Regions from separate parts of the Homo sapiens genome. Here region 1 is linked to region 2. The links are chromatin contacts, found by Hi-C or POLR2A ChIA-PET in ENCODE. All regions are on one chromosome and are shown on one strand. Each heading gives the region's core, a stretch centred on a gene start or an enhancer-like site at or near the end of the contact. The rest is flanking DNA. Distances are from core to core; before and after follow the strand shown.

Evidence for each region. Hi-C counts contacts between places; a loop is a spot of excess contacts on that map. ChIA-PET counts read pairs that join two places held with the same protein, here RNA polymerase II (POLR2A). Pooled maps may share reads with other maps.
Region 1: a loop to region 2 is called in a map of ascending aorta, with 10 times the contacts of the local background. The contact joins the promoter of VMAC here to the promoter of MRPL54 in region 2. A Hi-C loop is called at or near these places in 1 of 168 maps with a recorded cell type or tissue (ascending aorta), 2 of 37 single-sample maps with no recorded cell type and 11 of 50 pooled maps. POLR2A ChIA-PET finds 5 or more read pairs at or near these places in 1 of 52 experiments (activated B cell).

What each region holds. Positions count from the first base shown.
Region 1 is chr19:5,903,622-5,907,981 of GRCh38, reverse strand. It overlaps VMAC (vimentin type intermediate filament associated coiled-coil protein), which reads right to left and starts at 3,110. Exons shown (of 2, transcript NM_001017921.4): 1 at 2,901-3,110. The coding sequence starts at 3,091. It overlaps NDUFA11 (NADH:ubiquinone oxidoreductase subunit A11), which reads left to right and starts at 4,192. Exons shown (of 4, transcript NM_175614.5): 1 at 4,192-4,360. The coding sequence starts at 4,274. RefSeq lists a silencer at 2,927-3,276 and enhancers at 3,317-3,436, 4,010-4,304, 4,114-4,360.
Region 2 is chr19:3,761,432-3,765,375 of GRCh38, reverse strand. It overlaps MRPL54 (mitochondrial ribosomal protein L54), which reads right to left and starts at 2,694. Exons shown (of 3, transcript NM_172251.3): 1 at 2,558-2,694; 2 at 45-210. The coding sequence starts at 2,675. APBA3 (amyloid beta precursor protein binding family A member 3) reads left to right here and starts at 3,684. Exons shown (of 11, transcript NM_004886.4): 1 at 3,684-3,840. It overlaps LOC105372248 (a long non-coding RNA gene), which reads left to right and starts at 2,736. Exons shown (of 3, transcript XR_936268.1): 1 at 2,736-2,818; 2 at 3,170-3,227; 3 at 3,522-3,622. RefSeq lists an enhancer at 2,331-2,820 and a silencer at 3,482-3,799.

The DNA.
Region 1 (4,360 bases), core at 1,861-4,360, 2.1 Mb before region 2:
ATGCTCTAAGGACATACCTGATACTGGGTGATTTATAAAGAGGTGTAATTGACTCACATTTCCACATGGCTGGGGGTGGCCTCGGGAAACTTACAATCATGATGGAAGGAACCTCTTTATAGGGCAGCAGGAGAGACAGTGAGAGACCAGCAAAGGGGGAATCCCTTATAAAACCATCAGATCTCCCTTATTGATTGAGACGGAATCTAGCTCTGTCATCCAGGCTGGAGTGCAGTGGTGTGATCTCGGCTCACTGCAACCTCCGCCTCCCGAGTTCAAGCAATTCTGCCTCCTCAGCCTCCCCAGTAGCTGGGACTGCAGGCGTGTGCCACCATGCCCAGCTAATTTTTTTTTTTTTTTTTTTTTTTTTTAGTAGAGACAGGGTTTCACCATGTTGGCCAGGCTGGTCTCAAATTCTTGACCTCAGGTGATCTGACCGCTTCGGCCTCCCAAAGTGCTGAGAGTATAGGCGTGAGCCATTGCGCCCAGCCATCAGATCTCATGAGAACTCACTCACTATCATGAGAATAGCATGAAGGGGAAACCATCCCCCATGATTCATTTACCTCCCACCAGTTCCTTCCACACCACGTGGGCATTATGGGATTACAATTCAAGCTGACATTTGGGTGGAAACACAAAGTCTAACCATAGCAGAAGGGTATTTAGAGATGGAGCTTTTTGGAGGTGATTAGGGTTAGATGAGGTTGTCAGGGTGGGGGTCTCTATGATGGGATTAGTGTGCTTATATGAAGAGATACAAAAGAACTCCCTGGCTCTCTCTGCCCTGTGAGGACACAGAGAGAAGCCAGAAATCTGCAAGCCCGGAAGAGGGCCCTCCCATAACCTGACCATGCTGGCACCCTGCTCTCGGACGTCCAGCCTCCAGAACGCTGAGAAACAAACCTCTTGTTTAAGCCACTTAATTTATGGCATTTTGTTTTTTTGTTTGTTTGAGACAGAGTCTCTCTCTGTTGCCCAGGCTGGAGTGCAGTGGCACAATTTCGGCTCACTGCAACTTCCGCCTCCTGGGTTCAAGCGATTCTCGTGCCTCAACCTCCCGAGTAGCTGGGACTACAGGCGTGTGCCACCACACCCAGCTAATTTTTTTGTATTTTTAGTAGAGACAGGGTTTCGCCATGTTGGCCAGGCTGGTCTCGAACTCCTGACCTCAGGTGATCTGCCTGCCTCAGCCTTCCAAAGTGCTGGGATTACAGGCGTGAGCCACCACCCAGCCAGTTTATGGCATTTTCTTATGAGAACCCTCATTTCGTCCCCTCACTCTTCCTGCAGTTCGTTCCTTTCCATTATCTTTTCCCACCTATTCTTAGTAGGCTCTTCCTCTGGGAAGCCTTCACTCTGAGATCCCTCAGAGCCCCATATGCCCCTCCATCATGGCCGCTGGCCACCAATGATGTAACTGCCCAGTGACATGTCTGTCTCTCCACTGGACTGTGGATACCCAATGGGCAAGGCTAAGTCTTACTGATGTGCTCCAGTACTCAGCAGAATGCCTGACACACAGTAGGTGCTCAATGAAGACGAATGAATGAGTGCCTGGCACAGAGCAGGTGCTCGGTAAAAATGAATATGTCCAATTAGCTCTGAAGTAATAGTTCCCACCTGGGACCCAGCTCCTCCCACCTCCCTGGGTGCCTGTCTCATCTCTTTCATCCTCAGCTGTCAGAGGGACTCTTCAACAATGCTGATATGGGCCAGCATGGTGGCTCGTGCCTATAATCCCAGCACTTCGGGAGGCTGAGGCAGGAGGATCACTTGAGCCCAGGAGTTCAAGGCCAGCCTAGGCAACATAGTCTGACCCCATTTCTAAAGGATTTTTTTTTTTAAATCAGCCAGGTGTGCTGTCGCACGCCTGTAATCCCAGCTACTTGAGAGGCTGAGGAGGGAGGGTGAGACTGCAGTGAGTCGAGATCGCACCACTGCATTCCAGCCTGGGCAACAGAGCAAGACCCTCTCTCAAAAATAATAGATAGGCATGGTGGCTTAGCCTGTAATCCCAGCACTTTGGAAGGGTGAGGTGGGAGGACTGCTTGAGCCCAGGAGTTCAAGACCAAACTGGGCAACAGGGCAAAACTGTCTCTACAAAAAAATACAAAAAATAAGCCATGCGTGGTGGTGGACGCCTGTAGTCCCAGCTGCTTGGGAGACTGAGGTGGGAGAATCACCTGAGCTCCGGAGGTCGAGGTGCACTCCAGCCTGGGCATAGGAGTGAGGCCCTGCCTCAAAAATAATAAATTTAGGCCGGGTGCGGTGGCTCACCCCTGTAATCCCAGCACTTTTAGGAGGCTGAGGCGGGCGGATCACCTGAGGTCAGGAGTTAGAGACCAGCCTGCACAACGTGACGAAAACCAGTCTCTACTAGAAATACAAAAAATCGACCGGGCGTGGTGGCGGGCGCCTGTAATCCCAGCTACACGGGAGGCTGAGGCAGGAGAATCGCTTGAATCTGGGAGGTGGAGGTTGCAGTGAGCTGAGATCACGCCACTGCACTCCAGCCTAGGCGACAAGAGCGAAACTCCGTCTCAAAAAAATAATAATAAATTTTAAAAGTTAAAATGCTGATATGATCCCCTCCTCCCCTGCTGAAGAGCCTGCTATGGCTCCCAATGCCTACGCTGGGCGGTCTGTGGTCCCTGCGTCGCTCAGCACCTGTGGGAAAGTGGGCCTGTTTGAAGTTAGAGGTCCACACCTGTGTCACTTCTCGCAACTTTACATACTGATTACTAATTCGAGTTTTTTGGTGTTTTTATCAATCCGATACTCAGTCTAGCGTCTATACAAGTGCACACGGTTCCCCCTGCCCTTCCTCGCTTTCCAGCCTCGGCTCTGCCTCCGCCTACCGCCTCGGTGAAGTCCACCTGGCCGGCCCCGGGCCTCACCGGTCCTTGGCGCGACCCAGTTCGTCTAGGGCGGCGCGCAGCTGCTGGTCGTGGAGGGCCAGGCGCTCGGCTTGGGCGTGCACCGTGCGCTCCGCCGCGTCCAGCCGCGCCTCCAGCTCCGCTGCGCGCCGGTGCACGGCTGCCAGGTGTGCGTTTGCCTCCCGGATCTGCAGGGCCGGCGGCGCCGACATGGCCCAGGCTGCTGTACAGGCCCGGCCACGCCCCCAGGCGGCCCGGAACTGGCACAGGCCCCGCCCCCGGGAGGGCCCCGCCCCACTAGACCTCGGCGCGATTGGTCGCTGACCCCGCTAGACCCCACCCCAGAGGGCTGGGTCGTGCTCTCCTCAAACCCAAACACTACCACCGGTTCCGGGATCATGAAACTCCGCCCCTGAGTTTGGGCTCACTCTAGGATTGGACAAGATCTTGACAGCCACGCCCCCAGGCTGGCCACATCCTTTGGCGGCTCGCGCAACTCAGGCTCTGGAAACAAGATTGGTCACACCTTCGATACTGTCCCCTCCCTACTTGGAAGCTAACACCAGGATTGGCCCGGACTCCGCGAAACAGCAAGCCTGACCACGCCCCCCGAACCTGTGGCCTGTCAGGGGTAGATCCAGGCACGGCCTCGCCCCTTCATCCCTTATACAGTCTCAGATTGGTCAAGTCCCTTTTAGGTTATGCCTCCAATTCTAGCCACGCCCCCAAGTCAAGCGCCTGTGTACTTCATCCGGCCTAGGGCGTGGGACAGCCGCGGGGTGAACAGAGGCCACGTCCCGCTGAGCTTCTCGTATTGTCATTGGTCACTTTCCCGATAATCCCCGCCCCTGATCCTGTCCACGGCCCAAAACAGTAGCACGCTGCTCAGACTCCAGCTTGGTGACTGACCACAGGGCATGACCACTCGCTATGCAGATTCTGACACTGGGTGTGGCCACATCCCCGCCATGCCCCGCCCCCCAGTCATTGTTTCGTCATGTCTTGCTCCTATCAACTGGAGTCCCGCCCGTCCCAGTCTGAGCCCGGCCCCTCCCCTAGTAGATAGTCCCCGCCTCTAGTAGTCCCTAACCTAGGACTCCCTGAGCTGGGACTAGCGAAATCTGTCTGCACTGATCGCAGTCGTCCTCAGTTTCACCCTCTAGGAATCGGCCTGGGGATGCACGTGCTACTCTCTTCCTCCAGGCCGGTCCCCGGCGCGTGCGCGCGATCCATGTCCATGTCCGCGCCTATCAATAAAGTTGCTCACTTGTTGCCGGCCCGCTAGCCCGAAAGGTTGCGCGCGCAGCCCGAGAAGTCTCGCGATAGCCAGCCGCGGCTGCCCTTGCGCTTCCCGAGCTGGCGGGGTCCGTGGTGCGGGATCGAGATTGCGGGCTATGGCGCCGAAGGTTTTTCGTCAGTACTGGGATATCCCCGATGGCACCGATTGCCACCGCAAAGCCTACAGCACCACCAGTATTGCC
Region 2 (3,944 bases), core at 1,445-3,944:
GGAAGGAATAGTCATTGCAGGATGACACAGCCTGGCCTACTCACCATTCAGGGTACTCAGCATCCGGTTTCAGGGGTACATCCTGCCCTTCCTTGTAGATGTTGACGCCCATGGCATATGTGGTGAGCTGGACAGGATCTGTGCATACGTCGGGGTCCTTGAGGGCCTCGCTGGTCACTGCACCTTTTCCCGATTTGGCCCCCTTCATAACTGGGGAGACGAGAGGGAGAGTCATTTCAGCCCAGCCCCTCCTCTGGAAGCCAAACTTCTCTCACAGAACCCTGTCTCAGGTGGCCTCTGCCCCTGGCTGGACTCTGCTACACTCAAAACTTTCTTTTTTTTTTTTTTTGAGACGGAGTCTCGCTCTGTTGCCCAGGTGGAGTGCAGTGGCGCAGTCTCAGCTCACTGCAAGCTCCGCCTCCCGGGTTCAAGCCATTCTCCTGCCTCAGCCTCCCAAGTAGCTGGGACTACAGGCGCCCACCACCACGCCCAGCTAATTTTTTGTATTTTTAGTAGAGACGGGGTTTCACCGTGTTAGCCAGGATGGTCTCGATCTCCTGACCTCGTGATCTGCCCACCTTGGCCTCCCAAAGTGTTGGGATTACAGGCGTGAGCCACCGCGCCCGGCCACTCAAAACTTTTTTTTAAAGACAGGGTCTCAGCCAGGCATAGTGGCTCATGCCTGTAATCCCAGCACTCTGGGAGGCCGAGGTGGGAAGATCACCTGAGGTCAGGTGAGTTTAAGACCAGCCTGGCCAACATGGTGAAAACTTGTCTCTACTAAAAATACAAAAAAAAAAATTAGCTGGGCATGGTGGCATATGCCTGTGATCCCAGCTACTCGGGAGGCTGAGGCAGGAGAATCACTTGAACCCGGGAGGCGGAGGTTGCAGTGAGCTGAGATCGCATCGCTGCACTCCAGCCTAGGTTACAGAGCAAGATTCCATCTCAAAAAAATAAAAAATCTAAAAAATTAAAAAATAAAGACAGCCCGGCCGGGCGCGGCGGCTCACGCCTGTAATCCCAGCTCTTTGGGAGGCCAAGGTGGGCGGATCACGAGGTCAGGAGGTTGAGACCATCCTGGCTAACATGGTGAAATTCCATCTCTACTAAAAATACAAAAACATTAGCCGGGCATGGTGGTGGGCACCTGTGGTCCCAGCTACTTGGGAGGCTGAGGCAGGAGAATGGCGTGAACCCAGGAGGCGGAGCTTGCAGTGAGCCAAGATTGCGCCACTGCACACTCCAGCCTGGGCGACAGAGCGAGACTCCGTCTGAAGAAAATAAAAAAATAAAAAATAAAAGCCCAGGCTGGAGGGCAGGGGCACAATCATGGCTCACTGCAGCCTCAAACTCCCAGGCTCAAGTGATCCTTCTGCCTCAGCCTCCCAAGTAGCTGAGATCACAGTTGTGAGCCACCATGCCCCGCTTATTTTTATTTTTATTTATTTATTTATTTATTTTGAGACAGAGTCTCACTGTGTCGCCCAGGCTGGAGTGCAGTGGCGTGATCTCGGCTCACTGCAACCTCCGCCTCCTGGGTTCAAGCAGTTCTCCTGCCTCAGCCTCCTGAGTAGCTGGGATTACAGACATGTGCCACCATGCCCCACTAATTTTTGTATTTTTAGTAGAGCTAGGGTTTCACCATGTTGGTCAGGCTGATCTTGAATTCCTGACCTTGTGATCCACCTGCATCAGCCTCCCAAAGTGCTGGGATTACAGGCGTGAGCTACCGCGCCAGGCAATTTTTTTTTTTTTTTATACAAACAGGGTCCTGCTATGTTGCCCAGGCTGGTCTCGAACTCCTGGGTTCAAGCAATCGATCCTCCCTCCTTGGCTTCCCAAAGTGCCGGGAATAAAGGTGTGAGCCATCATGCCTGGCCTCGAAATCACTTTAAGTGGGATTTGGACACAGCATTAAGTAACTTTAAGTGGGATTTGGACATAGCATTAAGTAACACCGATGCTTGGAATGACCAAGTCATTCAAGTTATATTTTGTCTGCTATGTGTCTGTCTTTAAGGCCGAACATTGGACAATTTCCCCCTTTCAACAAAGGAGATCAGGCAAGGCTGTATCCAGCTAAACCTTAATAACCTTGTTTTGTTCTTGCTGAAGTGGCCAATTAAACGGGCTCCATAATTTCTTTGAATGTTTGGTAACGTCTTGGCCAAGGTTACCCAGCGATTTGGAGGCAGGCAGAGAAACAGAACTGGAACCCAAGTTCATGACCTCCCCAGACTCCCTTCAAATCCTTTCCAACCCGCGCCTGCGCAGTGAAACGCGTGGTCTCCACGTAACCACATCCTCCTCCCAGGCCGCTCCGCCCCAAGCTGGCGCCTGCGCCCTGGGTCCAATCGCTACAGTATCTCCGAGCCAGACGCCCGAGCTCCAAGCGGCGCTGGGTCCCTCAAACTGCGCCTGCGCATACAGCCTGGCATCCGCCTCTCTGCGCTTGCGCATCAGTTCTAGCACCACCTCCCCAACCACCGCCTGCGCACTGTCAATTCCTCAGTGCACCCACCGTCCCCATTTGGTTCCTCTTAACCCAGCTCACCTGGTTTCTTGGCATAATCCCGGGCCAGGAGTCTTCCGGAAGTGGCGGGGTTTAGGAGCTCCCAGGCCCCCCAGCCGGCCCACGTCCGGGTAGCCCCGAAAAGGCGTTTGGTCGCCATGACGTATTGCGGGCAGCTTGCAAGTGCACGTTTCCGGAAGACGTCAGTGGCCCAAGGGTGTTTGGGAGTTGTAGGCCCCGTGGAAGTGTAGGCCCCGTGGAGGTGTCTGGGAAATGCGGTCTCCCAAGCTTTCATAATCTATGGTGATTTCTTCAGACTTTTGTAGACATACACAGTTACTATAGGAGGAGGCGTTCAAGGGATATTTCATTGACTTCTTGCCCTTCTTCAATTACATAACATTTACTAAAAATATCACACTTTATATGTTCCTGATTCCATCCAATGAGTAATTATTCAAAGCTTTAAAGTTAAAAAAAGAAGATTAACAATGAGTCTAATATACTCCAGTAGGGCTGGAGTCTAATCACTGTTAATTTTTATAACATTATATTTTTAAAATTATATATAACATATATAATACATATAATATATAGTATGTTTTATATATAATATATAAATTAATAATATATATTTTATATATTCTTTTCCAGCTCTACTACTGCTAAATCCTTAACCCGCTTGATCTAATTTAATCCTCACAATTGAGAGGTAGGTACTATTTTTTCCCCAGCTTATAATGAGGAAACTGAGTTCTCAGGGAGGTAAAGTTCCCAGGCCGACCCCAAATCCATGGTGCACCTATGTGTCTCCCTACTGTGAGCCAAACCGAAAGTCCGTCTTTAACAGGGTCTCCACGACGCTTCCGGTGCCTCAAGGTCCCAAGGAAACCACCTCTCACACTTCTTTAATATTTCCCAACCCCACTTCTCCCCATCTGCCATCCTTTGGAATAATGAACACAGCCCCCAGAGCCAGGCAGTGATTATTAACCCTATTTTGCAGGAGAACAAACAGGTCCTGGGGCCAGCCGGGGCAGTCTGCGGGCCGGGAAGCCTGGGATTCGAACTCCCCTCCAACATCTGCAGTTGTCCCAGCGCCCCCGCGTGGCGAGGCTGGGTGGGAGAACTACATTTCCCAGCAGGCCTCGCGAGGCCGCGCATGCTCAATGGGCCAGGGCTCTGCGCGGATAGAGGAGCGGGCGCCGGGACCGGGAATCCCCGAGCTGCGCCTTCTGGGGACGCGGCCCGGGCTACGTCGGGGCCGTCCGTGGGGAGCGGGGTCCTGGAGGCTGCGCGGGGCTGAGGCGGCCTCGATTTGGGAAGTGAGTGTCCTCGAGGTGCAGAGCGCAGTCTGAGTCGGCGCTTGAGGTCTTCGGTCTGAGGGGGGACTAGGGTCTGGGCTTGGGGCTGGGTCCTGAAGTCGGGG